Regions from separate parts of the Homo sapiens genome. Here regions 1 and 2 are each linked to region 3. The links are chromatin loops, found by intact Hi-C in ENCODE. Cell type or tissue: Caco-2. All regions are shown on one strand. Links, peaks and the distances in the headings refer to the core of each region. The heading gives the core; the rest is flanking DNA. Region 1 overlaps PRKN (parkin RBR E3 ubiquitin protein ligase). Region 2 overlaps PRKN (parkin RBR E3 ubiquitin protein ligase). Region 3 overlaps PRKN (parkin RBR E3 ubiquitin protein ligase).

Region 1 (10,642 bases), core at 2,687-7,686, 530 kb after region 3:
CTAGCAGAGTGAATTACACTAGAATGCTGGCATCATCCCTAGCACTGGGATTGGTACTTTCTGGGGGCTATCATTTCCAGCAAACTCCATTGGTCCCAGTTCACCTTCCTCTTCTTACTGCTGAAACGGGAGAGTTCCCTGACCCACCCCGGTTGCAGGACATGCAACAGGCATATGGCTCATCAGTTCAGCCACCACCACTGCTCAAACTCCTTATGGGAGGGGGAGCATGCAGATGAGCAGGTGCAGGAGCCAGGACGAGCACTTCTGGGCTCTGGCCCCACAGTAGTGTCTAGGGATGGGTGCCTGTGACTCCCAAAGCCCAGTTAGCTGTGTGTTACAGTGCGCTCTTTTAATTTTGCTGTCTGCAGACAGCTTAAGTGTTAAACAGCTCAGTGGACCCTCTGCCTTTTTGCAAGGGCAGAGGGCCAGTGTGACAGCTTTCCATATTCCAAGTTCTTGTCTGGCATCCAGAAAAATCAGGTCACCCATGGACTTGAAGGATGGTGACTGCAGGGTTTTATTGAGTGGTGGATGTGGCTCTCAGTGGGATGGATGGATGGGGAGCTGGAAAGGGGATGGAGTAGAAAGATGATCTTCCCCTGGAGTTGGGCCGTCCAGCAGCCAATCTCCTCTCTAACTGTCTGCAGCAGAACTCCTCTCGACATTCAGATATTCCTTCTCTTCTCTCCTCTGCTGCTCTTCTGCTCATGGAGCCTGGGGTTTGGAGTTTATATAGGGACAGGATAGGGGGGCATGACAGGCCAAAAGGCAACATTTGGGTGTGAAAACAGGAATGCCTGTTCCCATTTAGGGCCATGGGTTTCCAGGCTTGAGGGTCAGGCCTTTGCTGGGGAACTGCCCTCTTCTACCCAATATTTCCCTGTCTCCTGTCTGTAACCTCCTCATCTCCTCACTACAACCTGCACCTCCCAGGTTCAACACTGTGCTCCCATGGAACCTCACATCCATCATATGATCAGGACACAGCTGACTGTGAACTCTGTGAGGCCATGAAGAATGGCCAGTGCCTTACCATTCACACACAGTACATGCTTGATGAGTACTTGTGGAATGGAGGGAGCATTGGGTAGAGCAAGGGAGAGGTGAATTGTGACTCCTCTGAAACTGGAAATTACATACGTTCTGCATCTTTGCAGGCTCCAGCAATGCACAGCATACATTCTGAGTGGAGTTCCTGAGTAGGAACTTTTGGTTGAATGAATGAGCTAGAACAGGGTCTCTAAATGGTGCATACAAGTCACTCGGGGATCCTGGTAAAATGAAAGATTCTGGTCTAGTACTTCTTGGGTGGGGCCTGAAATTCGGGTTTTCTGACATGCTCCTGGGTGATGCTGATGGTGCTAGTCTGGGAACCACATTCTAGGGAACTAACTAGAGCCAGTGCTGTGATGTGAATTTAGTTATCAACATGGATGGGCGTCCCTTCAATTCATGTCTCATGGATGCTCCAACTGACAGTAACTGTTTCAGCCTCCTCTCTATCTGTGACTCTCCTCTCCCCCTAGACTCCAGAAGATTCAGAGCTGCTATGGTGCTCTGTTAGGAAGACCAAGGGCATGGGTGTCATCTCCTTGAGAAAACTCTCTCATCAATGTGACTCTCCTAGGATTTTGCTGCAAAACCTTATCCTCCTCCATTGAAAGCCATAAACCTTTGAGTGTGTCTCCCTAGCCTCGACTTTCTCTGGGACTTCACTCCCATCCTGCCCCCTCTCTGGCTAGCGTCTTCATTCTCTCTCTTTTCATCATCTTTTGCTGTTTTCAAACTGATTCAGAGCTCTCTGTTGTGAAGCCTTTTCCACCCCATCATGCCTGTGATCTTAGCCTCTGAATCTAGCTGACCATTGAACCATTGGACCAAAATTATGGCCTCCGAGGTCACTAAAGTACTTTCCCTGGCAGAAAGTCTTAGTTATTCCTCTTGTACTCAGGATTGACCTCTCCATTCTCAGTACTGGGTTTCCTCAGCACTGTGCTATCCTCTTCTGCTTCTCAGAAGTTGAGGCTTTTCCAGCTACTACTGCTTGTTTATTCTGCAAAGGTTTGATGATTGCCATTATTCTGTTAGGTCCTTGCAACTTCATGATAATCACGTGGAATTAGAAGTGACTTGAATTTGAGGTGACTGCAACCTATCCAAATGGAAATATGCAATAGGCAAAGTGCATCTTAAAAGAGGAGTTGGGAAGGGTGGAATAGATTTTGAGAAGTTGTTAGAAGAGAGGCAGTCAATTAAGCTTGATGTTAGAATGCTCCCTGAAGGGGCAAATGTGAAGGGCAGAAAAACAAATGCTATCTCCACGTGCTCTTACCCACTGACCTCAACCCGCCTGGATCTCTTCTATGGGACCCTTAAGACTTACACAAGAATACTCAATTCAACCCATGATTGTGCATTGTATCATGGAGTACACAATTGTCCTTCAGCTCTTTTATGCTTTATAAACATCCACCTTAGCTGTAAGCTACTTGACTCCAGCACCTGGATTGCCACAAAGAGACACTGATCACCTACTATGTTCTAGCACCTGGATCTTGGGAAGACAAAGATGAATAAGATACAAATCCTATCCCTTTAGAAGAGGAGATAGGTGGAGACAGTTTCATATAGAGGGTGAAACAGTTTAATAGAGGTATGAGTAAGAAACAGGGCTTGGGAAGAAAACACCTTGATCATTTTGGCTGAGGCTGCAGGGGAAAGGGGCCAGAACAGGTATACCTGCAGGGCACCTATGAGACTGCTCAACATACAATAAAGGGTTAATGTATCATTTTGACTGATTGATTGATTGATCATTGAGGAGCTGCAAAACCTCCAAAGACAAAAGTCTGTAAGATGTGCTGGCAGGGTGTCCCCAAACATGTTCAGGCCTCTTTCCAAAGCTGGCCTTGCCCCAAGTTGCCCAGGGCGGGCCCAGGTATTCAGGGAAAGCATTTCGCCTCCCCTGCTGTGCTAGAGAGCATAAGGATACCCACAGGCACATGGGACAAATTGGGCTCAAATTGCCATATGGCTTGGATTTCACATTTTTACTGGCGTAGCGTAATCATTTCTACAGAGTCTAGTGCCTTGCTGCAGATTGTAAATGATAAGGTCACGAGGATTAGGGACCAGTTAAAAATTATAGAAGACATATGCTGTGCGTTTTACTAATGAATGGCCATATTCAAACATGTTCACTAATTAATGGCAATATTTGAATGGGCCCACTAATGAATGGCGATGTTTGAAAGTGGCATTGAATTTGATACTCTGTGACCAGTGCTCCAGTTCTAGAAGGAGCCAACTGCTCCATAAGGTCTGAGAAATGCTCATTTTAAAGCAAAATTGGGCAGGCCTTGCAGGATGGTAAAGGGAATTCTCAGTTAGATATTGAAATTTGCCCGCCAAGAAGTTTGTTTAGATGAACAGGATGGTGTGAACATATCATTGAACAAGAGTTCCAGCTTGCAACCAGGTCCTACCTTAGCCTTTGGGAACAAGGTAAGCCATGACACAAATGCCAGAGCTGGGGACCTTGGAAGATAAGGACTGTCCCCATAGGAATTGTTTTCAGAAATGGTTACAGTAAAGAGAAAGTAAGAAAAGAGGCGGGGGATTAGGGACCGAGAGCATACAGCACTCCCACCCCAGCTTCCCCTGTCCTCTGGCAGACTGCTGCAGTCAGGTCACCTGGCAAGCGTCACTGAGAGCCAAGTCTGCAAAGCTGAGGCTCACGACACAGCCACAAGTGAGGGAAGCTGCCGTTCCCCCATTCACTGTTTCTTTCTCTCTAACCTGGACCTCTAATTTGTTGGCTGTCTGTGTTTAAAGCCGCTGAGCTTAAATTCATTACAAGTCCTTTCCTGGCAGGCGGGCCAGATTCAGGCCCATCAGAATGAGACGACCAGCTCCATGTGTGTTGAGCTGAGGAAAGTCAGAGTGAGCCTGACCACAGGCCACTCCTGACCCAGCTTTGGCTGTGTAGACAAGACTTAAACGTGGTCAGAGTAATTGCTTTGGCTAGGAACACAACTCTGTGGTGACAAAACATGTATAAAGAAGGTCTTAGCAAAAGTGCTGGGATGTATTTGATATTCTTTTAAAGCAGCTTGACAAAGGCGGTGGTTGAGACCACAGCGTGTTGGGGAAGCAGCTTCCACCCACCTTGCTGCTAAGCCTGTGACTGACAAGGCTCGCGAAAGCAATCAAAATGGAAAGTCCATATGCCCTTGGACCCAGCTATTTCATGTCTAGAAATTTCTGCTACAGATTTCCTTTCACATGTGTGAAATGACCTGAAGAGCGGGACATTCCCTGCAGCTTTGTTTGTCATGGCAAAATATTGGAAGGACCTAAATGCTGATCGGAGGGGCTGGTGAAATGAACGAAGGCACATCTATCCACTGGAATATTGTGTGGCTGTTCAGGAAGAATGGAGCAGCTCTCCGTGTGCTAATAGACAGCCATCTGTAGCATGCATTAAACGAAAAACCAACAAGCAGAGTACAGCACATTATACAATGTTTTATAGGGTATTTTTGTTTAAAAATAGCATAAATTGATGATTGAGTGCAGAACATATTTCTGGAACAATACCTATACAAACAGGTGACAGTGATTGTCTCTGGGAAGCTATGTAGCTGACCAAGGAGGAAAGGAGACATTTTTCACAATGTACCTTTTGAATCTGTGCTACCTGCACATATTTTGCATTCAAAGAATACCTACTTTTTAAAAATCCATGACTCTGCAAATGATATTTCAGTAACGCTCTTAAAGAAAAGAAAAAAATAAATGGCCAATACACATTTTTAAGTTTATTTTCCCTTTAAGTTATGGTAAAAATCAAAACTATTTTGGAGTAGGAAGTAAATGTAAATGTCTTTGTCCGTAATTATAGACTGGATAGTTAATTCCCAGCAGAACCATTGTCAGGAGGACCACCTTATCATGGATCTTTTAATGTGAGGTGCTGAGGTCAGCCTGTTGAAAGTAAGCTCAGTGGGTCTTTTCTCCTCATTGCATGAACTCATCTTCTCTGAGGGGCCCTAGTTCTGAGACAGGTGGTACTAAAGTTTCCTACTAGACGGTACTCATAGTGAGTGGGTCAGTGCAGACTGCACAACTGAAAGATGGGATGGTTACGTGCACGCGCATGATGATAGATGTTGGTGTAAGAAAAGGGGATTTTCGGGGATCTTTTCAGAGCTTGCAAGAATGGAAATTAAACCAAAGAAAGTAAGGACCTGTTCAAAGAGCAAACCTAAAACAAAAATAAGCCTAGGGCTGCAGGGTGTTGGAGGTCACAATATTTTGTGGGAAACTAATTGGCATTGTTTAATATCCCTGGGGATTAGTACAGAATTTGTGAAAGACAAAGGAACGTGGGTACTCTACAGAGCTGTATCCAGCCTCCTGAAAATTCTTTCTTTTTAGCCCTTTGGAGACCACACATAGAACACTGTCTTCGTCTGTTTGCATTTGGAGCTTAGCACAGTTTAAGATTGCCTCACACCATGAGAGTCTGTGATTTTAAGATGTTGTGTACTTGAAAGGAAATAACCTTACTTTCTTCTTTTCAAAATTGTGTTTTAATGCATTATAATCTAACACCATCTCCGTTCTGTGGCACTGTCTTGTCAGAACGAGTTTTGCATATATCAGCGGCTGGTGACTCATAGGGAGACTTCCTCTCTTGATAGATTCCCTTTACAGAGGCTGGACTTACGTATCTCTGCTGCCATCTTCTGGAAAGCTACACACCAAAAAGAAAAATATTTCATCTATTCCCAAAGAAGTACAAATGTGTGCTTCATGCCTTTGATGTTTGCCTTGACTCTAGTAAGGGGTCCTAAGATGGTATTTGATTCTCTCCTATTCTTTTAACACAGAATTTCAGAGCCGTGGAAGAAAAATAAATGCACATAATAGAATGCTTTTATAATAGATGCAGCCATGATAGAAAACAGGCACAAAGAAATCTTGGCTTCCATAGAGAGATCATCATCAAGCCTTATTTTAAGGGTCATTGCTTGTAGGTACCTACTGGCTCTCAACCTGATTGATCAGCAGCCACTGGAATATTCCGATTGCATTAGAAGCTGTTCATTTGCTTCCTTTTCATGCTTCCACAGAGAAAGTACACATACAGCCCCTTTTGAATGTGTTCATTATGGAAATATGGGAAAGCAAACTCAAACATCAATCAAATGACTACTGCACTGACATGATATTGAATGAGAGGCATGATGGGCCATTCACATAGCTCTCTGGTAGTACAGAGCGTCTAAGGGGGCTGACAGTGACTTACCTCAGCATGTATACCAGCAAAGAGAGGCCTCATCCCTTTCTAGACAGCAGTCTTATGTCTTATGAGTAGTTTACAAGTGTGGCATTTCTGGGGAGGTGTCAGTTTTACCCGAGATTCACATAACAGTCATTATTATCAGTATACTGGGAACTGCTTTAATTAACAAGGCGCTTACTACCCTCTTATTTTTCTACAGACTCTTACCACTTGTTAAACATCATAGCCCCATGGAGAAAACTATTTGTTGTGTTGTTGTGTTTACTGTGTACCAGAAACTGTGTTAAATATTCTTTATCTTATTATTTCTTCTTTGTAGATGCAAAAAAGCTCAAGCAAAGAGATGTTGGGATCACACAGATAATAAATGATCCAAGAGGCCTCAGACTCCGGGTCTCTCTACCTCAAAGGGTTCACTTCTAAACACTAATCTACATCTGGTATTTAAACATGTAAAGATCTAGTACACGATTTCACAGATTAAAATGTGCTATTCTTTTATATGTTGCCTAGGGCCAAGATTTTACTCATCCTAAAAGTAAATACTCAACACATATTAGTTGCAAGACAAAAATATGACTTCAATGTTAAGAATAGTTTAGCTATTATGCAATAGAAAAAAATTGGCTTATTGAATTTAGCCTCTATTAAATCTTTTTTTTTTTATTCTATACCTCCTTTTAGGCATTTAGGATAAGCTGATGACTAGAATTAAGTTAAAAGTGTGGCACCAAGCTCTCAAGCTTGAAAACATACCAAGGAGAATGTATTAGGTGACCATGTTTATTGTCAAATGAAAGGAAACCACCACACTGTTGGAAGTGGTGAACTTTCTCCTGGTGTTGAATTCTGAGAGGAATTTGCCATATGGCTACCTGGAATTTATATATGTATATATATATAGCGAGAGAGAGAGAGAGAGAGAGAGAGAGGTTTGAACTATAATTTTGCAAATAACAGGGAAAGTTTAAATAGTTTTCATTACATCAGTTCTTTTGCAAAAGATTGGGAATAAAGTGACCTTGTTAAATTTTTTCTTTTTCTTTTTTTTTGGAGACAGAGTCTCACCCTGTCACCCAGGCTGGAGTGCAATGGCACAATCTTGGCTCACTGCAACCTCCGCCTCCAGGGTTCAAACGGTTCTCCTGCCTCAGCCTCCCAAGTAGCTGGGATTACAGGTGCCTGCCACCATGCCAGCTAATTTTTGTATTGGTGGTTCACACCTGTAATCCCAGCACTTTGGGAGGCCGAGGCAGGCGGATCACGAGGTCAGGGTTCGAGACCAGCTTGGCCAAGACGGTGAAACCCCGTCTCTATTAAAAATAATTTGTTTCTATAGGAGCTTTATCAGCCAGAGCTTCACCAGAGAGACCAGACCAGCAGGATGCTTATATCAAATATACATACACATACACACATATATGCATATATATGTGTATATCCCTACATATATATACATGCAGGCACACATTGTATCTATATATCTGTGTATACACAGATATATGGAGAGATTTACTGGAAGGAAGTGGCTTACACGGTTTCAGGGCTGGGTAGGCACCTCCTAAATCCACAGAGTGGCCATCAGGAAGGGCAGGCTGGAACTCTTGAGCACAGCCTGACGCTGCTGTCCACAGGTGAAATCTCTTCTTCCTCAGGGAAGGCTCAGTTATGCTCTTAGGCCTTTCCACAGATTGAATCAGCCCCCTTCAGGTTATCTAGGATAATCTCTCTTACTTAAAATAAACTGATTATAGATCCTAGTCACATCTACAAGAAAGCTTCACAGAAACACCAAGATTAGTGTCTGCTTGAGTAACTGAGGACCATAGCCTAGCCAAGTTAATACATAAACTCTCGTCACAGGGACTATAATACAGTCCATGTGTTTGATTGCCTTCTAACCAAATCTATAAGGGAATAGACTTTAGAGAGCCAATGAAATAAGTATGTATTATTTTATGATTGTTTAAAGACATTTAAAATTTCTCGAAAAAAAAAAACAACTCTACGGAAATGGATCACATTTGTTAGATCCACCACAAGAGAAGACAATCCTGAAAATGTATACGGTATAAACAGGACTCCATGTTTCCTGGTATACTAACTTCCATTCGGTTAATGTTGACTCATAAGGTTTGGAGAGGTATTATGCAGCTTAAGGGAGCCTCAGCAAATGTAAGACCATTTTTAAGTAATAGCAAATCCCTGGGTAAATTTCAGCCTTCTACATGGTTGGTTAAAGAAGGATCCAGGCGCCCCAGATATGAGACATGCAGCTCAGCAGAATGGATGTGAAAATGTTGGAGCTAGGTCTGCTTTCTTCCCCGGCAAGCTTTTTCTCTAGAAACAGCTATGCCATGGGAAGTGTTTGCAAACTGGCCCGAACACTGTCTTAAGAAGGAGTTTTGTATCTGCCTAACCCAGAGTTCCCCAGAATTCTGTTCCCCATGCCCTTAGCGGTTCAGTACATTTTTCACGGTATTTCTAGGCCAAAAGAAATGCCTAACAGTTGTGGTTATGAAAGGTTTTGTACCACGTAGCATAGTAAGAATTAATGTCATAACGACTTAATAGTTATCTGAAATGATAATTCACACAAATGGAAGGAAAAATTAGCTTTATTTTATTCTTAAAAATAATCACGTCTTGGCCAGGCACGGTGGCTCATGCCTGTAATCCCAGCACTTTGGGAGGCCGAGGCGGGTGGATCACCTGAGGTCAGGAGTTCAAGACCAGCCTGACCAACATGGTGAAATCCCGTCTTTACTAAAAATACAAAAATTAGCCGGGCGTGGTGGCAGGCGCCTGTAGTCCCAGCTACTCAGGAGGCTGAGACGGGAGAATTGCTTGAACCCGGGAGGCGGAGGTTGCAGTGAGCCGAGATGGTGCCACTGCACTCCAGCCTGGGCAACAGAGCAAGACTCTGTCTCAATAAATAAATAAATAAATAAATCACATCTTTGTTCCAAATGGATGTTTACATGGTATTTGTTTTCTATTCTGGTAACTTCCAAAAGCCCACCTTTGCAAAGATACAATGTCACCAAAAGGAAAATAGCACAATCTACATTAACACTGGGAACTACCTTGAGTTAATAAATCACATAGTGTTCAATAGCCATGCTGTGTTTTACTTAAAATTCTAGAATATCCCAGGCACCCCTGTGAGTTTGTTACAGTACCGCAGGGCACTCTGGTGCGTAGTGTGAGAACTGAAGGTTGAGAGTCTTGAGTCCTGGATAATGTAATTGAAAACCCAAACATTTTCAAGATCAAATCAGACCTTCTACATTGCACATGAGACAGATTCATGTTACTTAATTGGGAAGGACCACTGCATGATAGATCTAAATTTAAATTATACTTTGAATAGAAGCAAATTAGCCAGTGCCTCCCTGTGAAGTCATCACCGGAATATTCCTGCAGCATTTGCTTGCCTTTTGCCATGCTAAAGTGGGGAGGCTTTCATTTGATATGCTCTTCCCTTTCTCTTATTTCTCAATAGTCCATTCTTTGTAGTACTGGTGTGAAAGGGAATTTAATGTCTTTGTGTCAGGAAAAGCCTATTTATTCTGACAAACTGATCAGCCTCCAGGGTGTTCCTCTACCATGAAACTGATTTTATATCTCATCCACGAGCTAATAAGATGTGAACGGTTTTCCCTTTCACACCAACAGATAAGATTTGCTTCTCTAGAAAGCAGTGGGCTGAGACCCCATTGCCAGTTCTCCATGATTGGGCCTCCCGTCCACATTTTTCCAACAAAGCATGTAAGAGCAGAGGAATGAGTGTGAGGCAGACCCAAGTATTAACAGATAAATGTTTTTAAAAATAGGAGAAAATCCTAGAACTCAACTCACTATTCAGTGAATTCGCTTTTAGTTCAGAGAAAATAAGATGTCAGAAGCTGAAACCAGGTAATGTTGGTGATTTGTGTAAGGACGTTCTGATGCACACACGCTGTCCCACCAACCTTTAAATAAAGTTTACATTTCACTAAATTTGAGTTCAGTCTCTCTGCTGTGAGAAGAAATAAGAATATAATATGCTAAAAGTGATGGCTTGAAGATCAATTGTGGCATATCTCTGAAGAGATTGTTTCCTTATAAAATGCTTTTCCTTTTTGTTTCTGATGTCCTGAGATTAAAATACTTTTCAGATGAACTTTTAAAACAAGAAATTGGACGTAGGAAAGGAGAAAACTCTGTTCACATGGTGAAGACAACATGAAGGAAAAATAGTGTTGAGTAAAAGCCATTCTTTTTTGAGGCAAGGAGGAATTATGGTATATTTTGGGATAGAGTTGGTTTTATATCCTGGTTTCTATT
Region 2 (10,642 bases), core at 2,187-7,186, 170 kb after region 3:
GCTCTTGAGTCATCTGCACTCTAGGTTTCATGGGCCCTCCCTCCCTGCTTCATCTCCTACATCCTACAAACATGCTCTCCTCTCCCATGCTCAGCCAGTCAATAACTGAACAGCAAACAAAAGTCCACCCATAAACCTCTTATCCCCCTCCGCAGAATTTTTTATCCTTCTTCGTACTGCTTCTAAGAGTGGTTGCCATATGTTGTCCCCACTGACTTGCCTCCCATTCCTTCTTCTCTCTTTCCAACCTGGCTTTTTTCCCCTCCATCCCACTGGGATATTCCACTGGATAAGACAATTTAATGCCAAATGATAGTAACACTAATCCTCACTGCGTGCTTACTATGGGCTTCCAGATCTCCATGCCCTCTCTGTGTTCCTTCTCCCTCGGTGGTGGCTCCTTCTGTCTCCTTTATTAGCTTCTCCTCCCCAACCAGACTTCTCACTCCCAGACAACTATCATGCAACTCTTCATCAGCATTACTTTAATATCATTTACCTACTCATGACTTCTAAATTTATGTCTTATCTCCTGAACTCTCTGCAGAACTTCTGAATTTCATGGTAAACTGACTCCTTGAAAACTCCACTTGGATTCTCAAAGGCATCTCAAACTTAGCTTGTTTCCAAGTCGGTCTTGATTCTAACCGCACCATAACCCACACACCCTTTACACCTGTTCCTCTGACACTGTTCCTCACACAAGCGTTACCACTGCCCATACTGATGCCATTCTCTGTCCCTCCCTTCCTGATGCCCCTGATAACCCATCACCAATTTCTGTTGATTCCTGCTCCCAAAGTACCTGGAATATTTTCATTACCCTCTGTCTTTGGGCCACCACTCTAGTCCAAGCCTCTAGTATCTGTTTACTGAACTTGCGTAAAAGTCTACTAAATGATCTCTCTACTTCCTTTCTTGGATATACTACAATCCATTTGCGACACAAAAGCCAGCATGTTTTTTGTTTGTTTGTTTGAGACGGGGTCTTGCTGTGTTACCCAGGCTGGAATATAGTGGCATGATCATAGCTCACTGCAGCCTTGACCTTCCAGGCTTGAGCAGTCCTCCCACCTCAGCCTCCTGAGTATCTGGGACTACAGGTGCGCACCAATGCACCCAGCTAATTGTTATATTTTTATGCAGACGGGGTTTCCCCATATTGCCTCAGCTGGTCTTGAACTTTTGGGCTCAGGTCATTAGCCAGCCTCAGCCTCCCAAAGTGCTGGGATTACTGGCATGAGCTGCTGCACCCAACCTTGAGCGAGTTTTTTGTTTGTTTTGTTTTGTTTTTTTGTTTGTTTGAGACAGAGTCTCGCTCTGTCACCAGGCTAGAGTGCAGTGGCGCGATCTCGGCTCACTGCAGCCTCTGCCCTGAGTTCAAGCAATTCTCCTGCCTCAGCCTCTCGAGTAGCTGGGACTACAGGCACGTGCTATCACACCCAGCTAGTTTTTGTATTTTTAGTAGAGACAGGGTTTCACCACGTTGGCCAGGATGGTCTCGATCTCTTGACCTCGTGATCCACCCACCTCAGCCTCCTGAGAGGGTTTTTCAAAAATGTAAATTAAATCAGTTCCCTGTCCCAAAACGGATTCCTTAGGAAAAATACAAATTCTTCATAATATTCTCCATAATGTTCCGCAGGTTCCTTTCATATCTCTCCTTCCCTTGCCTGCCCTGTGGCAGTTGTACAGGCCTCCTCGCTAATCCTGCAGATGCTGAACCACCTTCCCGTGCAGGGCCTTTGCACCTGCTCTTCTCCAGCCAGTTCACTGCCCCTTCTCCTTCACCTGCTGTGTGCATAGCTCCTTCTCATCCTTCAAGGCTTGGCTTTGAAAAGTCCCATACCATAAGCCTGGTACCTGGTCACAGCTTCCTCTTTGTTTTCTTTATACCCCACGTAATAATTTGCGATACTTATTCATTGGTGAGTTTATTTGGTATCATCTCCCAGAAGGCAGGGATCGTGTAATCTGGCTCACAGCTGAATTCTCCATGCTTGTCACAGTGTCCTCAGCCACAGAGTAAGAGCACAACAATTATCACTTGGATTATGTAAGACAAGAATTTGGACTTTAGTATTTATGCTGCCGTAATTTTTAACTTACTTTATGATTGTGTAATTTTATGTTCTCACACACTTTTAAAGGCATCAACATATTTTACAACTTAAATATCAGTGTGAAATTTACAGGTAATCATAAATGTGTAATGTAGTACAGATTTAGTGCAAGATAACAAACCAAGCTATTATGTGAATTTCAAGAATGGGAAGGCTTTAATATTTGATAGGCGCTGAGTGTACCAAGCTATTCAGCTGGCTGATAGAATTATGATTGATAGGAAATGTGAAGGAAGAATCATTCCTGGCTTTCTACTTGGAGGAAACCAAACAGACGATGTTCTACACACAGAGAGAGATTTATTCATCTTGTCCTTGTAGATGTTGACCAAGATAGGAGAATTATGAAATTTGGGCAAAAAGGTAGACCTGAGTAAATGACAGGTATTCTAAATCTACATGTTTTACATTGTTTGTTAATTGGTTCTACTGAACTTTTTTTTACTCATTCTACCAGTATGTATTATTTATGATATTAATGGCTCATCACCAATGAAGTGAAAGAAAATGTATATGATATTTAGGGAGAACCACAGTTAATGTTCAACCAAATTTCAAATAAAAGTCCATCAGTTTTTACATATTTTCTTTCTATTCCACATTGCTATTTCTCTGACTAGTGAAATATATTGCATTCCTTTTCGATGACTAATACAATTATATATTTGTTGTACCTAGAGCCTTATCTGCTTGCTCTATGATGGTCATACCAGACTTATTGATTCATCTATTAAATCAATTCCGTGGACAGAATTTTTAATACTTTTTTTTTTTTTTTTGAGACAAGAGTTTCACACTTGTTGCCCAGGCTGGAGTGCAGTGGTGTGATCTCGGCTCACTGCAACCTCTGCCTCCTGGGTTCAAGCAATTCTCCTGCCTCAGCCTCCCTAGTAGCTGGGATTACAGGCATGTGCCACCATGCCTGTCTACTTTTGTACTTTTAGTAGAGACGGGTTTTCACCATGTTGGTCAGGCCGGTCTCAACCTCCTGATCTCAAGTGATCCACCCGCCTCGGCCTCCCCAAGTGCTGGGATTACAAGTATGAGCCACCACACCTGGCCAATACTGACTTAAAATATTTATTCACTTATGGATTTGTCAGGAAGAAAAAAACATGCCATGATGCCTCATTTATAGCTATTTGAGATCACCAGCCCTTCCAACACATTAGTTTCAACAATTATTCAGAAATAGATGTCAATTAGAAGTTCCAGCAGAAAGTGTGGAAAGAAATTTCCCTTGGGAATAAGTGTTTTATTTGGTAGTGTTGCTAAGTCAATTAAATTACAGCCTATATTTTGCCAAGATGTAAAAATCTCAACATATCTATGTAAAAAGAAAAAAGAATGGGTTTACAGGCCTTGCAAGTTAGGAGGCAAAACAATTTTGTACTAATTTATATATGTGTGTGTGTGTGTGTGTGTGTGTATATATATATATATATATATGTCCTATGTGTGCTATATCCATTAATATCCTATGAATTGAAAATATCCAGTCAAGTGGTATTGCTTCAACTGGGCTATTCCTATATAAAGGAGTTAGTTCTCATAACAAACGCAATGCAAACACAGAGGACTATAAAATCAGCATTTTAGACAAATGTGGAAATGGTAGGCTTTTACAAAGGATAAAATCTGTTGAGTTTTTGTTGTTTTTTAAAGTACTCTGACTGTCACTTCTTGTAGGTGAGAGGTGCAGGGTGAATGTGGGTGGGGAGCAACGGAGTACAAGGAGAATTTATGGCTCCAACTACACAAGTTTGTCAAGTGACAGAGCCTCGCCAGGGGAGTCCTGATGTGCCCCATGTCAGCCCCGAGGCCGAGGGATTACAGAGCCTTTCCCCTCCTCCCCACTACAGCTTCCCCAGCTCATTACAGCTTCTCAGAGGGGTTTGCAGTGTACCATGGGGCTACAGGAAAGGATATTTTTCTTTTTCCCTCTTAATGATAAGAGGTACAGGTGAAGAGAGCCAGCAAAACCCAGGGCCCTTGATAAAACTTAAATTGCTGGAGTTGAAGACTTTGTGAAAATTTAATGCATTAAAATCTGTACCAGGAATCACTTCTGCATAGAAATTGATCCTGCAAATTACTTTCCTTCCTCCATAAAAGCACTAAAATGATGTATAACTTAACAGATACAGATGATGCATAATTATAGATTTATATGTAAGGTATACGATTATACACATACATGTGTATGTGCGTACATATGCACATATATGCATGCATGTATATATATGTACTCAGCACTTTGCTCGTTGCTCTGTGGCTTACAAAGATAGATGTGACACAGCTTCTCCCTTCCAAGATGTTACAGTCTTGTCAGAGAAATAGGCGAAGCTGCGCCCCTCTAGGTCCCAGTAGACATTGCTAACTGGGGTAGACCCGGAGGGGGTTAGCAACACAAGAAGCTTAGGCGTACCTGCTTGCCCGCCTCCCGGCCCTGAATCCTTACTATAGAGAGTCATCTGTTCACCAAGTACAAGGACCCCCTCCCCTTGGTTTTGCCAACCTTCCATCTCTCCCAGCCCTTCGAAATGTTTCCCAGCTGCCCCCTGGCGGCGGGTTGGTTTGTTTTGTTTCGCTTTGTCTGGTCTTTTCATGCGTTGTGGAATACACATGACAGGCAAGGGAATTTCTCCTTTAAGCTTTTGACTAACAGGTAACTGTAGCAAAGCAGCTATCCCCTCTTGCTCTGCTTAAATGTTTGAAAGGAGACTTTCAATTCTCAACAGCTAAAGCATAAGGGAAATTCTCTTAGAGGTTTGGAACCCCAAAGAAGCAGTGGGGTATGGCTCTCCATACACTCCCCGCGTCTTCCCAAGTGCCCCTTCTCACTGTTGTCTCACTAAAGGCACCTGCAGAAAATAACTGACTCTTAATGAATGCCTTTGTCAGTGACCCGACAAGTGCCCCTTGCCTGGACCAAGATGAGAAAGCCAGTGTTACTTCCAGGAACCCCATTTCCATGGACTGATGGAATCTGCCCCTGATTCTGCTGTCGGAGGCGAACCAGACCCTATAGAAGGAGGAGGTGATTTTCTGAGCCAAAATCAAAGCGCGGGTGGGAGTTCTGCCAATATTTTCTTTAGATTAGTTTCATGCTTTCTACTCTGGGAGCTTAGGGCAGTTTATAGTCTGAGTTTCATTTTTAGGTACACATTTGTGGTACACAGACAAAAAAAAAACGTAAGAGAGTGATTCGGGATCAGCAAAAAGGAGAAAGAAAAAAAAAAGACGTGTCTCCTTCACTCACCTGATAAATCTTTTATATTTACTGACATTTTTGAATAAGTACATTGTGCCCATCACTAAATGTATAATATTTCTTTCATTGTGCATGCATGGGTTGTAGAAGCATCCTCAAAGCTGAGAAAAACGTATGCAGCGATGTCCCAATTCTGTTGTAAAAAAGGACTGTCACACAGAAGTCTGAGCTGGAGTTGCAGAGAAGCACCAAGCTACTTCCTTTCTAATGCTGGGTTATGCCTAGTGAAGCCAAGATCTCAAAGCTGTGTAATACACCTGACTCAAATGCCACCGAAAGACAAGAGCAATAAATCCCAAAAATAAATCCACATAATCCACCTCATTTAGGTTATATTTTCTCCTTATAGTAGTTAAAGATGGCGATGTTCATCACTTTCAAGAAAACCATGGAACTCACATTAAGATACGTTTGTTAACTACGTGCTCATAGGAGTCATTGGAGAATTCTACCAAATTCCATTAAATTCTGGTACTCTGCTCAGTAAATAGCCACGAAAACACCAAGGTGCTTAGAGCAAATCCTCAATCCCCTGCTAACACCTTATATTACAACCGTCTAATTACCATGTTTTGCAGTAACCTTGTGGGACTTCCACAAGTAATTAGAACTCCAGAGCTTTTCTGCAGTAATCCGGTAAGGACCTCTTAACTACAAATGATTATGCACTGCTAATATTGTCGTGCCCACGTGTTTTCTACAGTTAATTGTTTCAATTAATATTTGGCTGCACTACAGAATTTCATGCAGTTTCTTATACTATGACAGTTCATGAGTCAACTCTGAAGTCAATACATTTCCTTCATCTCATCCTCTCTCTCTCTTTCTCTGCAATTTGTTTAAAATAATCAGTTTTCTGATGAGAAAAAAAAAAAAGAGAAACATATCACTTCCATTACCTTGGTTTATGTGAATTCAGGACAATTTCTCTTTAGTTTCTCTTTAGGCAAGTAGGTTGATATCTAAAGTGATTATAATTTTCATTACCCTGTCACAGAAATCTCCAAAGAGAGGAAGGAGGCATTGATGACAATTTCTCCTTGGCATGGTTTTTAAAACTCCATTCCAAGCAATAGGTTATATTATAGGACAGGGGCCTTGTTTTTTAAATTTTCAGTCTTCAAAGACCAGCACATAATACATGCTCAATAAATGCCCGTTGACTCAACAAGCATTTGTATTCTGCCAGTGCTTTACAGACCGCAGTCTCTCAGCCAATGCTTATGAATGCTTGAAAATCAATCGAAAACGTTTCTACAATAAGATGATCATGAGCTGATATCTCAACAGATAATTGGGCATTTATAATTATAATTATATTTGTGGATAAGATCTTTGCTAGGGTAGTCACATGACAGCTTCAGTATTATACATACATACATAGATATATAGATATAGATATATACGTAGATATATAGATACATACATATAGATATATACATATATAGACATATACATAGATATATATGTCTGTGCATATCTAGATTCTAGATATAGACATATATATCTATATAGATATATATGTGCATATCTAGAATCTAGATATAGACATATATATCTATATATACATATATACATATACCTATATAGATATATCTATAGATATACATATATATCTATATAGATATATACATATATACATATATGTGTATATATCTATGTATGTGTGTGTATAATGTGTGTGTGTATATATATATATATAAATATATATATATAAAAAAATAGATAAATGTACCTTACCCAACTATTACAGCTTTTTTTGTTTTCTGGGTTGATTTTTCTCCGTTCTTGTTGACTTGTCTTTTTTTGTATGTGTCTGTTTGAGCATTAGGCTTGGGGATAACAGCTGGGGGGATTCTGGACTTAGACCCAGCCAATTAGCCCCTACTTATAAAATAAGAGTTTGCCTCTTTAGCCCAGGGTCTCCATCTGCGGATAGTCCCCCACAGCTGGGTCTCTGGGAAGTCTTACTCAATTTTCAGTTCCATCTTGAAGAACACCTACAAAAGCTCTTCATCAGAGCACACACAGAAGGCAGTGTGGCACAATGAAAAGGTCCTGGGTTTTGGCAACAGAGAGACTTGTATTTACATCTTAGTTTCACTTTAGGAAATTACTCGGGCACCCAGGCCCTTATTTCATTAGTGCAAGGGGGATAATTTTGCCTAATTCATGGAGAGACTTGTGCTGTACCCACAAACCTGCCTGGATCATAGGAGGTTCCTAACGAATGTGAGCATTTTGTTTTGGCATTTCAGCCCTGAAAATGCCACGATGAGGCCTCGTCTCCCCTCCTGGCCACAGGCCCCCACAGAGAGCTGTCACCCAGGATCCTCTGAGCAAGCTCTCAGGCACAGACACAAGAAAGTCTGCAAAATAATCTGTTCTTAGCTTCATCATATTACAGTCCTAATTGAATACACACCAGGCTGCAACAATCATGCTTTGTGTCTAATTGACTGGAAAATACTGGTCACTTGTTCTTCCAGTCGGGCTGTTAGAGACATCAGACATTTGCTCAGCTTTGATCCCACCTGGAATCCTCCCCTTGCCGTCTGCCTTCCCAGGGTCTCCTCTCTTATCTGGAAAGTCTACTGGATTTCAGATCCTCCTTTTCCTATATTCTAGCCTTTAAATAGGGTGTTAATTGTTTGCTGTCCTTAGGGGTCAACTGGAGAGTATACAAACTGCCTACAAGATATTCACGTTCCAACAGCAAGAGAAAGCATGCATCCTGACCCCAGGTTGCTTGGTGCCCCTGGTCGCAGGTGTGGCATGCTTGCTCTTGGCCATAAAGCTGAACACTTTGTATCCTGCTTTTCTTCTTGCATCTCTCCTTGTCGCCTGGTTAGGTCAGCATCCTCTGAAAAGACTCCCTTTCCATGACCCCATGACTCCTGGGTTCCCCTGTTAGGAAATGCTTTCAGCCTTGCTCAGAACTACTCCAAGGCTCTGGCAAGGCCACCACCTCCAGGAAGCCTGCCCTGACTTCACCTGTCCACACTGAGGGCCCCCTCTGGAAACATGTACAGAGTAATATCTTATTTTATTTTATGTTATTATTTCATGCCTCCCTGATTAGATCAGAAACTCTTTTAAGGGAAGAACCAGATCTAATGTAACTTCTATATTATAGGTAATGGCTTCATAGTCCTGTAAGTTTTAAAATCAGAGCTCAGCATTAAAAATCTGAGCTCTAGAGTAAAACTGCCTACGTTCCAATCCTGCTCCATTGCTTACAGCTGTGAAAACATAGGCACATTTTAAAGCTTTTCTGTACCTCTGCTTTCTCATCTACCAAGTGGACATAACGCTAATATTGACCTTTTAGAGCCATTTAAGACAATTGAGTGCTTCGAGTAGTGTCTGGCAATGGTAAGCATGTGGTAATAATGGGAGCTGCTGCTGGCATCTATCACCGTAATTAAATGAGTGATTCCAAATGCCGTTGATGTGGCTTTTGTTAATCTCTGAGCCAGCATCTCTGGTGGAAGGTGCCTTCTTGAACTTATGTTTCATTTAGTCACTTGACAAAACGTTAATGGAACAGGCCTGCCCATGCATCATTCTCGAAGCTAGGAGCGTCAGTACAGTGAAGGAATAGACCACGAGTCAATGCTGCCTGGGGGATCTTCCAGCTTTGGGTCCTTGACCATGTTAATCCACCTCCTAGTCATCATCTCCTATTATTAGGAATGTTAATGTTATTCCTAATTCATTAATATAGTCTCTAGGGCAGGGATCTCGAAGCCCTGGGCCATGGAGCAACCGGTGCTGGTTCATGGCCTGTTGGGAACCAGCCCGCACAGCAGGAGGCACACATCTCCCATAGCAAGCATTCAGTGAGGGGTCATGCTTATTACAGAAATGGACTCTGTTGCTTCTCTGTGCCATGTGCAACATGGCCTCTGGCTTTTATTGTTTTTGAAAGCGAAGTGATTCATCGTGTGGCTTAATCTAAGGTGCTTATTTTGGACCCACTGTTCACATCTGTGCTGCATGTATGGTTATTTGGAAACTGTAATTTGGAGATCTGAAAGTTTCCCAATTTGAGGAGCATTATACCCAGTTTGAAAAAAAAAAGAAAAAAAAACAGTAAATAATTAGCAAAATAGACTTTTGTTAAGCTGAGTTATAGAGTGAATATTTATAGTTGGCTTTTAAAAAACATATTCATACATATAAAAATCCATGAGCTCTACTCTTCTATGATCTCTGAAGCAGAAACCACATATACCCAAGTGGATGAATCAGGTGCTGCCCTAGCTGTCCCTCTCAGAGGCCCCCGAAGTCACGAGAAAAACCCCAGGGCTCCGTGGAACAGTTTGGTAATCACTTGTTTCTAGCAAAGACGCAGCCCTGAAAAGCACAGGCACGTAAGAATTATATTCAGGGACCATAGGGCAAGCCTCCAACAGAATTGACCAGACTTCTCGATGATTTATTTTGTCAGAATTGGTGCCCAGAATGTATACAATATAGAATGATACTGTTGGCTATACTCATTAACATATGCATGTACTTCCCCTCAAAAGTTCCCTTTGTTGTAAGTTATCAGAGTGAGGCCTTCCTCGGGGCTCACGGTGTGCCCGGCAGTGTTCTAGGGAGAGCTCACTCCCGGCCTTGCAGGGACTTACGCAAGTGGGGGCGGAGGACAAAGGGATGGACGTGAATTATATGTTGGGTTGGAGGGTGGTGATCATTGTGAGATAAGATAGAAACCAAGTCCAGGCGCAGTGGCTCGTGCCTGTAATCCCAGCACTTTGGGAGGCCGAGGCAGGCGGATCACAAGGTCAGGAGATCGAGACCATTCTGGCTAACGTGGTGAAACCCCATCTCTACTAAAAATACAAAATAAATAAATAAATAAATAAATAAATAAATAAAAAAGCTGGATGTGGTGGCGGGCGCCTGTAGTCCCAGCTGCTCGGGAGGCTGAGGCAGGAGAATGGCATGAACCCGGGAGGCGGAGCTTGCAGTGAGCCGAGATTGCACCACTGCACTCCAGCCTGGGCGACAGAGAGACTCCGTCTCAAAAAAAAAAAAAAAAAAAAAAAAAAGGTAGAAACCAGTATAGACAGGCAAGGAGAGGTTGGGAGTGCCAGGGCAGAACAGCAGGAAGAATAATTTCCACATTGTAAAATATTCATTCCAAATCTAATCTGTGGGGAAAAAAAAATTCATTTCAGCCAATAAGTTGAAACTTAGGGAAAACAAGTTTTATTATGAAGGCAATGAGGGACTG
Region 3 (10,642 bases), core at 3,453-8,452:
ATTTCCTCCTACAAATCTGTATTTTTAACCATCATAAATTATTTTTCCCTATCTTCCCAAATATTAATAATAAGTGTCATTATCCATTCAGGCTGCCATAACAAAATATCACAATTAAATGGCTTATAAACAACAGATATTTATTTCTGACAGTTTTGAAGGCTGGAAGTCCAAGATCAGGGTGCCAGCAAGGTCAGGCTCTGCTGAGAGCTCTCTTCTGGGTTGCAGACCACTTTCTCCTTATGTCCTTACATAGCAGAAGGCAACTTTCATAAAGACACTAATCCCAATCATGAAGGTTGTATCCTCATGACCTAATCACCTTCCAAAGGCCCCGTCTCCCAGGGGTACCATCATAGTAGGTGTATTTCCTAATATGAATTTGGGGAAGGAACAAATATTTGGTCTACAACAGTAAGCAAACATAAATGTTATCCTTGTTCACTCTTTTCCTTAACAATGATATACAGATTGTTCTAATATTTTTTATGCTTCTTCAGTAACTTTATCTAAAGTTCTTCACTCTAAAATAATTTCATTGAGACATTTACTATGGTACTGTTTATTTTTGTAAAGTTTTTTTTTTTTTTAAACAGAGTTTCACTTTGTTGCCCAGGCTGGAGTGCAGTGGCAGGGTCTTGGCTCACTGCAACTTCCGCCTCCCAAGTTCAAGCAAAGTAATTTTTTAGTAACCACTTAAAAAATTCTAACTACTCTCATTTCCATTAAAGATGAAATTATTGTTTAGATTGATTTCCTAAAATATGTTTCTTTTAAATTTCAGTCGTAAAAATGTCTTTTCTGTTTTAAAACTAATAACATTTCCCTTAGCCATTTTCTAATTCAAATATAATTAAAGTGGACTCTATTATCATCTTTGCTTTTTGTTAACATGACTTTTGATTTTCTTCTATTCTAGTTATAAGTGTAAGTTATTTTACCCTGTAAGTTAATGTAGTGTTTGTATTCCTCTTTACCCCTTATTTATTCTTCAGCATTTTTTCAGCTTAAAAATATGGAGGCCTAATTTTCCTGTATGTAAGACGTAGTGATGTATTCACGGTTTTGATTAAGCTCCTTCGTAGTTCTTCAGACACTTTGCAATCCTCTTCAAAATATATGAGTAAAAGCATGTACATGCAAGTGGGTTTGGAGAATACACAAATTCACTTATAAAAAGATTACTAAGGAAGGAAAATACTGGTTAACAAACTATCATTGGCAAACTAGAAAACAACTCCCATGTGTATGTGTATTTTTTTTTCATTTTAGTGTATAGTATCTTCTCCCACACACACGAAGTATCTAAAACTGTAATTTTCTGCCCACCAGTCATTCTAGAACAGGTATCCTTTAGAATTAAATGTTCTCATTTATCTGAGCCTTGTTTATCAAAATGTAACTTATTGTCTTTTAAAAAGGAGAAGCAAAATTTAGAGGGATTTTCTCTAAAGGCTGAATTTATTTGCCTCTGCTAGAAGATTCCCAGGGTTTGCCACTACTTGCCCTTGTTGTACCACTTCAGAGCTCATTTGAATGTCTTATAGAGAAAGACAGTTATATCTCTCGTAGGCTTGTTGGACTTAGATTCAGTTTCAAAGAACTCTCCTATGTTTTCATTTTAAAATATGCTCTTTCACCTGTTTCTTAGACTGCAACTAGAGTGCAACCAGACCTAAAACTCACTAGATTATATATTCCTCAATTTGCAAATTGCTGCAACAGGGATAAGACGAACATGAAGGTAGCCTTGGTAGAGGTCACCAGGCCCCAGGAATGTGTTGAAAGGGTCGATGTATTAAGAACTCAACTGCTGCAGCCCTCTGAACACACATTTCCCTTATGCATTCATTCTGAAATATTTATTCAGTACTTCATCTTTACAAAGTGCTCCAGGGCTGAAGAGACAGTGTGCGCCAAGCCAGATAAGTTCCCTGTTTTCTTGGAGGGTAAGTCAAGTGAGGGAGATGACCTCAGTCTAATAACCACAACAGACAGATGAAACTGAATCTGCGACTCCCGCTACAAAGGAATCATCACTCAGCTACAGGAATATATAATAGGGAAATTCGCCCAGGTCTTGACCTGCGTATTTAGGTATATAAGTATGAGTCTCTTTTAGGACTACCGAATAGATCATAGCATGTCTCCCTCACCGACTGCCTTTCTACAGGTCAAGAACGAAGTGGCAGTTCCTTGTCATTCTAAGTGTTCACCACTCCCATTTACTTAGAGGTAGACTCTCCGTAACTTTCAAACAGAACAGTTCGTTTTGAAAAGTTCCTAAAATAGATTACAGAACTTACTTCAGCTTCTACTGCACCGTTTACTAGCTGAGTGGTTTAGAGAAAGCTATTTGACCTCTCTCAGCTCCAATGTTCTTAATTTTAAATTGGGAATAATAAATACAAACCTTAAATGAGTCTCGTGGGGAGGAGACGAGACATATAAAGAGTTCAGCACAGTGTCTGGCATGTGGTAAGTGCCTAGTAAAGCATAGTAGCTGCCCTTATTTTCTTCATCATCAACTAGCAAAGAAGGAGGATGTCTTCCATGTTGTTTGTTTGTTTGTTTTATCCCCATTGAATCTCCTAAACATCATTCATATTGTGATTGGATTTAAATCTTGGCAGGGACACTTGACATCTGGGAATAAGTTCAATTGTATCTTTAATGCACTTAGTTACAACTCCATGTAACTGAAAGTTACACTAATGAAGTATAAAATGGATCTTCCTTTAGATATCAGTTTGTATATAAATAGGAGTTTCTAAAGACATTTTTTTTTCTTTTGAGATGGAGTCTCACTCTATCGCCCAGCGTGGAGTGCAGTGGCACGATCTCAGCTCGCTGCAACCTCCACCTCCCGGGCTCAAGCGATTCTCTTACCTCAGCCTCCTGAGTAGCTGGGATCACAGGCGCCCGCCACCACACCCGGCTAATCTTTTGTATTTTTAGTAGAGACGGGATTTCACCCTGTTAGCCAGGATGGTCTCCATCTCCTGACCTCATGATCCGCCTGCCTCTGCCTCCCAAAGTGCTGGGATTACACACCTGAACCACCGCACCTGACCTCTAAAGACATTTTTAAACAACATTTCTATAAAGTCAAAGATGCAATTCTATCATATTGAAAAAGTGTAATTTTATATTAGCCCATCATAAATTGTTTTATATTTGGATTTTGTGGTATTTAAATTTGTATGCATAATCTTTATATAAGGAAAAATTTGGGAAAATTTTCATTCATAAGCCTGTAAAGCATTTTCACTTTAGTCATTCATTAGAATTTTAATATGTTTCCTTCCTCTGGATTCACCAAAAAACAACAACAACAATATTTTTTTCCCAGCAAGTCTTAACATTTGACCTCAACAGTGATGCCAGGTGAATTCTGGGCATGTTCCCAGCCTCCCCACGGGCAGCCGTGGTTCTTGTTTGTGGAGGGACTCTCTCCCCTAGTTTACTCACAGGGTACTTCCACAGTTTACATTTTCACTGAAATAGATTATCTCATCTTCCTGCCTGTTAACTGTGTTTGAAAAGCAAATCGAATGTTGAATTTAATGCTGTGGAGATGGTGAGAAACTGCTCAGAACAATTAATTCCCTCATTTTTTTTAACAGCTTAAAAACTAGCTTGCTTGAAGTTTCACATGGCATGCAAACACTTTCCCTGGGCAGTGGGGAATGGGTGTTGAGCCCCTGAAGAATGAGTCACCTTTTCTGCTCTTAACCTATCTGGACTTCCCCTGAAAAATCAATTGTCAGCCGAGTTTGGGAAAATTATTTCGGCCATTAGACTCTGAAATTCATTCTGAATTCTGAATTACTGAAATTCATTTATAGATTCAGTGAGTAGTTATTAAAATCTTGCTGTGTGTCAGGCACTATGCTGAATACTAGCCTTTCAAAATTGACCAAGTCAGACTTAGTCACTGTGGAAAAGACATTAAACGCAAACTAGGAGGAAACAAATAGAAAATACTTCCAGTAAATTATAGTAGGTCATTTTAATGCAGGGTACCTAAGCACACAGTCTGGGCCATTGGATTCATATTTGAGGATCAGTGAGGCCTTCCTGGAGTGTGTGAGGTTAAAGATGAGGCCCGAGAAGTGATTGGTGATGATGGTAGTGTGATAGGGGCAGTAAGTAGATTTTGAATGCTTACTTTTTCCTAGGTATTCTTTAGCTCTTGACCTAAAATATCTGACTTTAACCCCACAATAAATCCCAGGAGACAGTTTCTTTTTCTAATCCCATTTCACAGACGAGGAATCTGAGCCCCAGAGAGGTTAAGTAACTTCCCCATTGTCCCATAACTACGAAGCGCCAGAGCCTGGATTCAAGTCCAGACACAGAAACAATAGTGAACTCAGCTGAGGAAAGAGAATGGGAAAAATGCTTGAAAGGCAGGGGCTGTGTGTACAAAGCAATGGAGGATAGCAAGGAATGGCCGTTTCTTTCCTAGGCAAAGTACAAAGAGTACCAGGCAGACAGGGAAAGAGGAAGCCAGGTGGGCCACGTTCTGAAGGGTCTCGCAAGTTCCATTCAGAATCTGCACCAGCTGAACTTCGTGATTGTACTGCAGTTACCTAACAGTGTCCTCCTCCTTAGGAGGCACTAAACAATTAGGGGGTAAAGGATCGTGATGTTTGCAAATTACTCTCTAAGAACTCAGACGCTACATAGCAACAATAACAATACAGTTATACATATAGTAATAACTATGTTATATTCATTATATGTAAGTAGAGACAGAAAGAGGAAATCTCACAAAATTGATAACAAGTGGTTAACCTAGGTGAAGAACAGTTTTTTGTACAATTTTAATAACTTTTTATGAGTTTGCAATATTTTGCAAATAAAAAGAAGAGGAGGAGGAATCTACTTTATTTTATTTATTTATTTATTGAGGCAGGGTGTGATCAGAGCTCACTGCAGCCTCCACCTCCCGGGTTCAAGCAATTTTTCCACCTCAGCCTCCCTGGTAGCTGGGACTACAGGCGTGTGCCACCATGCCCAGTTAATTTTTGTATTTTTAGTAGAGACAGGGTTTCACTGTGTTGGCCAGGCTGGTCTCAAACTCCTGACCTCAGGTGATCTGCCCCACTTAGCCTCCCAAAGTGCTGGGATTATAGGCATGAGCCCCGGCACTGGCCCCCAACTGCAGAATCTACTTTATATGTGTGATGGGGATTCACTCAGTGGAGGATTGTATGCTATGGAGTGACCTGAGGAAATGTACACTTGAAGGTGTGGGAAACAAGCTGCTGAGATCAGGAACAGGGAGGCCACATGGGAGGATCCTCCAGCCATGCTGCAAGATGCCTGCCAGCCTGGAGGGAGCTGTGACCTGGTGTCCATAGGTGGCAGCACCAGGACATAACGTCAGCATAGTGAGTCATGGTTTTGTTTAAACTGCAATTGTGAAATATGATCACAGCATAAGAACATGCATTTTTTATGAGTTAATTGAGTCTAATTTTTAATTAGTTAATTGAGTTTGCTATAAAATCCAAGATGTATGAAAATTAAAAACAAAACTCCAACTTCTCCAAAACCTTCTCTTTATTTTTTAGGCTTATGCTGGCTTCTTTATTCTTAGACTCCTGTAATCATTGCCTGTATTTCCAGAATTCAGATCTCATTACAGGTTACATGGTATCCAAACATGAGTAATGCATACTTTGGAACTTTTTAATGGCAACTTAATGCTGACCTATGTTAGTTACTCCATTTCATGTAGGAATTACCTCATGTACTTATATTATATCCCCACAAATAATTTATGAAATTCTGGTTCAGCACCTAGGTAATTAAGCAAATTTACTTATATGTATGTGCACGTGTACAAATATAAGTATATATACACACACATATGTATTTCCCCCTTCCCTTAACAGATTTCTAATATGAGAGAAAAAAGTAAACTAATATTTGTTTGCATGCAATGTGAGAAATGATAGACATCCATTTTGCATACCAGGGCAAAACAATGGAACCTCTGAATCAGACTGTAAGTAAGGTGGCTGAAAGTGGGGACACACTGAGGGGTCAGGAAAATATTTTTCAAAACCATAAGACGTAATAGGAATTTTAAAAGACAAGCAGGAAATAGCTAGAACAAGGAAGAGAAGTGAGGCCTTCTGTAGAAGTTGACACTCTGCCAATTTCATCTTCTGCATTTGACAACAGGGGGTTTATTGGAGTCTCTTTTGTTTGAATCCTGAGTGGCAACAAAATGGTAATAATGTATTACTTGCCTTATTGTATGTAACTTAATTTTCTGGGCTTTTTAAACATGAATTGGAATTAGATGCAGGATTCCCTGTTGTTTTTGAGAAATTCAGTCAATGTTTCTCAGATTTAACCAATTGAGGCTGACATCTGCCTTGTAGCATCCCAGAGAATCCACTTTCTCTGGTAATTGAAATGTTGTTCTACAAGAGAGGTTGAAAAGTTCCTTCTATCTGCTTTCACTTCAGTTGTCAGCCTATCCTGTGCTACTTGTGTTCCCACTAAGATTTAGGAGTGGCTCAGAGGATGACGTTCTACCAAATTTCAACACAGTGACTGGCTGGCAAGTTAGTGAACTTCACCATCCTATAGCTACAGGCTACACTGATGATGATTTTCCTTTACGGGTGAAGCAGGAGGTCATTTGAGTGCAGTAAGGTGTTGTATAATGACAATGACACTTCAGTCCATGACAGACACAGGATGGTGGTCCCATACAATTATAGTGGAGCTGAAAAATTCCTATCGCCTAGTGACACTGTAGCTGTTGCAATGTAGTAGCTCAAGGCATTATTCATGTTTGTGGTGGTGCTGGTGTAAACAAAACTGTGCTGCCAGTCATATAAAAGTATAGCACATATGAAGTACAGTACATAATACTTGATAATGGTCATGAATAATTATGTTACTGGTTTATGTATATTGTATACTTTTTATTGCTATTTTAGAGTATACTCCTACTTATAAATAAGTTAACGGTAAAGCAGTCTCAGGCAGGATCTTCAGGAGGATTTCCAGAAGAAGGCATTGTTATAGGAAATGACAGGTCCATGCATGTCATTGCCCCTGAAGACCTTCCAGTGGGACAATATATGGGGGTGGAAGATGGTGATATGGATGATCCTGACCCTGTTAGGCTAATGTGTGTGTCAGTGTCTTAGTTTTCAACAAAAAGTTTAAAAAGTTTTACAAATTTAGAAACAGAAAAAAAGCATATAGAATACAGATATAAAGGAAGAAAATATATTTATATGGCTGTACAATGTGTTTGTGGTTTAAGCTAAGTGTTATTACAAGTGTCAGAGTTTTAAAAATTAAGAAGTGTATAAAGTCAGAAAGTTACAGTAAGCCAAGGTCAGTTTATTATTGAGGAACTTTGTTGTATACATTTAGTGTAACCTAGATGTACAGTGTTCATAACGTCTACAGTGGTATACAATAATGTCCTAGGCCTTCACATTCACTCACTCACTGAATCAGGAGAGCAACTTGGAGTACTGTAAGCTCCATTCACAGTAAGTGTCCTATTCAGGGGTACGTTTCTTTTTTTTTTTTTTTAGACAGTCTCACTCTGTTGCCAGGCTGGAGTGCAGTGGCGCTATCTTGGCTCACTGCAACCTCCGCCTCCTGGGTTCAAGCGATTCTCCTGCCTCAGCCTCCGGAGTAGCTGGGATTACAGGCACACACCACCACACCCAGCTAATTTTTGTATTTTTAGTAGAGACGAGACGGGGTTTCACCATGTTGGCCAGGATGGTCTCAATCTCTTGACTTCGTGATCCACTTCGGCCTCCCAAAGTGCTGGGATTACCGGCATGAGCCACTGCGCCCGGCCCAGGGGTACCATGTTTTTTATCTTTTATACTGTATTTTCACTGTACCTTTTCCATGTTCACATGTGTTTAGATAGACATTGTGCATCTACTTACCATTGTTTTATGGTTTCCTTTTTTATTTTTTCTGGTAGAGTCTTGCTCTGTGGCCCAGGCTGGAGTGCAGTGGCACAATCTTGGCTCACTGCAACCTCCACCTCCTAGGTTCAAGCACGTCTCATGCCTCAGCCTCCCAAGTAGGTGGGATTACAGGTTTGCACAACCACACCCAGCTAATTTTTGTACCTTGAGTAGAGACAGGGTTTCACCATGTTGGCCAGGCTAGTCTCAAACTCCTGACCTTAAGTGATCCGCCTGCCTTAGCACCCCAAAGTGCTGGGATTATAGGCGTGAACCAGCACGCCCAGCCGGTGTTATGGTTTCCAACAGTATTCAGTCCAGTAACATGCTGTACAGGTTTTTAACCCAGCAGCAAAAGGCTCTACCATCCAGTCTAGGTTTGTAGCAGGTGATACCATCTAGGTTTGTGTAAGTATGCTCTGTGATGTCCACACAAAGACCTATTTCTCAGAATGTATCCATGTGGTTAAGCGACTCATGACAGTAATTAAAAACGTATGCTTACTATCTGTCCTAAGGAGGATAGGAATGTGATTTTTCAACTTTACCTGTGTCCCTGTCATCACTTACAAAGCTGTTGAAATGCCATCTGACACAGTTCTTTAATCACATGTAGTAGACCCCTGTACAGTCTCCCCAGCACTTTTCACTGTGAGCATTTGCTCTGTGGCATGTCTTAATACATATTACTGATGGAGTACTGAGGCTCCAGCTGCCCCTTTAAATTGTGAACCTATTTGTATTTCCAGCACTTGCTAAGACTTCACTGGTTTGGGAAGATGACAGTTCATAATGGTAAGATCCTATAACAGGAACAACTGAAACCTTTAACCATCTAGAGCAAGCTATGTTCTTACTGAATTCCAATAACTTTATTGGGGTATAATTTACACATCATGCAAATCCTCCAGGTATATGTCCAGTTCGATCATTTCTAATACACATTTATAATTGGGCAACCAGTTATCACAATCCAGTTTCAGAAAAATAAACCCTAAAAAGTTTTTCGATGCATATTTGAGCCATCCTCACTCCCACCTTCAGCCCTAGGCAAACACTGATCAACTGTCTGCTTATAGAGTTTTGTCTTTTTTTCTAGAAATGTTAGATAAATGGAATCAAATGCTATGTAATCTTTTGTCAGTCTTATTTCCCTCAGCGTAATTTTGAGATTTTTCTCAAAGTTATTGTACGTGAAACTCTTCTTGATGAGCAAAACTCCATTGCAAGGATACGATACCTTTTGTTTATCCATTCACCAGTAGATGGACATTTGCGTTGTTATTGTGAGTTACACTGTGAACATGGCGTAAAACTCTTCGTGTGGATCTGCACTTTCATTTCTCCTCAGTTGGATACCTAGGAGAGGAATTGCTGGCTCTAACAGTCGTGTGCTTAACAGTTTCAGAAATTGCTCGAATGTTTTCAAGTGGCTGCAATATTTTGCATTCCCACCAGCAAAAGGTGGTGGTGGGGAGCGGGGGTGTTGGTTTCTAGTTTCTCTACTTCCTCACCGACACTAGATTTTGTCAACTTGTTCATTATAGACGTTCTCTAATTACTAGTCATATTAAACATCTTATCCATGTGCTTATTAACCCAGTCGTATATCTCGTTAAGTGAAATGTCTATTCAAAGCTTTTGCCTAATTACATGGCATTGTGTTAGTCATGCCGTGCACTGGCTTGTTTTCCCGTGCATAGAAGTTTTGTTTTCCTTCCTTAGAAGAAAAAGAACTCACCCCACTGAGTTCGTTAAGCATTTTGTGGGTACAAAGATAATGCACCATGATTATATAACCTGAGAGGTGTTTGTATACCATGCAGTATTTTGCATAGAAAATGAAATTCTAAATCCGACTTCTGAAATCAAAACCCTGGTGTCCTCCCATTTGGCTCAATCTCTGTTTCATTGTATATATTTGTCGATGACTCATGGTTTGAAAATCACAGACCATAAGCCTCATAAGAGGTAGAGCTGAATCTCTCTTGCAGCTTTTCCATGAGTAACTATTTAGTGTTAATTATGATTAAGACAATAACTCTTTAACAAAGCATAAGTAAGTCAGATTAATCAGCCAGCTTTCACGCACACTCTTCCTGGGTTCTAGAGGGCTTTCGTCAGCAAATTGAAGCAATGACGATGTTCTGCGTGGTACTGTTGTTTCCATGGTAAATATGTGAATTGATTACCCATGAGCCCAGGTCACAATGTACTGTTGTTGTGCTTTATTCCTTATTATGTTAGAAATCCCGCACAGCAGGGGACTGGTATCTACTCCCGGGTCACCTTGGGACTTCTAATATGAAAATTGAAATGAATTCTTTGTTGTTGTAAATTGCAAACAGAAAAACAGTCGCCTGTTTCCACACTTATAAATATGTATGTCCTCCCCACCAATGAAATTATGGTGAAGGATAGATCAAAGTGAATTAGCACCTGTCAAGGAAATATGATAGGTCATTCTGCCCTATAATTTTATTCCCCTTTCTTCCAAGGGTGACATGATCAGCGAAGCCTGCATCTCGCTCTCCTTCACCCATTGTGGTTAACAGCAGTTCAAACGTGGAAATGAATCACCTGCTATATTACTTCTGTGCAGCAGGAGGCAAATTGAAAAACTAAATTTTTACAAGCAAAATGAGTATGGCTGTATTTGGACTCTGAAT

The links. A loop is a pair of places that touch in the nucleus more often than their neighbours do. Peaks named below come from ENCODE experiments on the same cell type or tissue, not always from the same donor. Only the 100,000 strongest peaks of a DNase experiment are listed, where the experiment ranks them.
Region 1: it touches region 3 in a loop (3-fold over the local background); 4 of 110 quality-filtered maps call a loop at or near these places.
Region 2: a loop joins it to region 3, with 24 times the contacts of the local background. A loop is called at or near these places in 13 of 110 quality-filtered maps.

What each region holds. Positions count from the first base shown.
Region 1 is chr6:161,389,108-161,399,749 of GRCh38, reverse strand. The region is part of intron 9 of PRKN (parkin RBR E3 ubiquitin protein ligase); the gene reads left to right. Among named protein-coding and RNA genes, the nearest start is that of AGPAT4, 120 kb to the right of the region's middle. In Caco-2, for the core only: a CTCF peak has its summit at 5,766 (motif pointing left); a DNase peak (open chromatin) is centred at 5,709.
Region 2 is chr6:161,743,029-161,753,670 of GRCh38, reverse strand. All of the region lies in intron 7 of PRKN (parkin RBR E3 ubiquitin protein ligase), which reads left to right. Among named protein-coding and RNA genes, the nearest start is that of AGPAT4, 470 kb to the right of the region's middle. RefSeq lists an enhancer at 9,949-9,998. In Caco-2, for the core only: CTCF peaks have their summits at 4,465 and 4,666 (motif pointing left); a DNase peak (open chromatin) is centred at 4,660.
Region 3 is chr6:161,917,722-161,928,363 of GRCh38, reverse strand. The region is part of intron 6 of PRKN (parkin RBR E3 ubiquitin protein ligase); the gene reads left to right. Among named protein-coding and RNA genes, the nearest start is that of LNCR-SMAL, 310 kb to the left of the region's middle. In Caco-2, for the core only: no CTCF peak of the experiment used is centred there; a DNase peak (open chromatin) is centred at 5,343.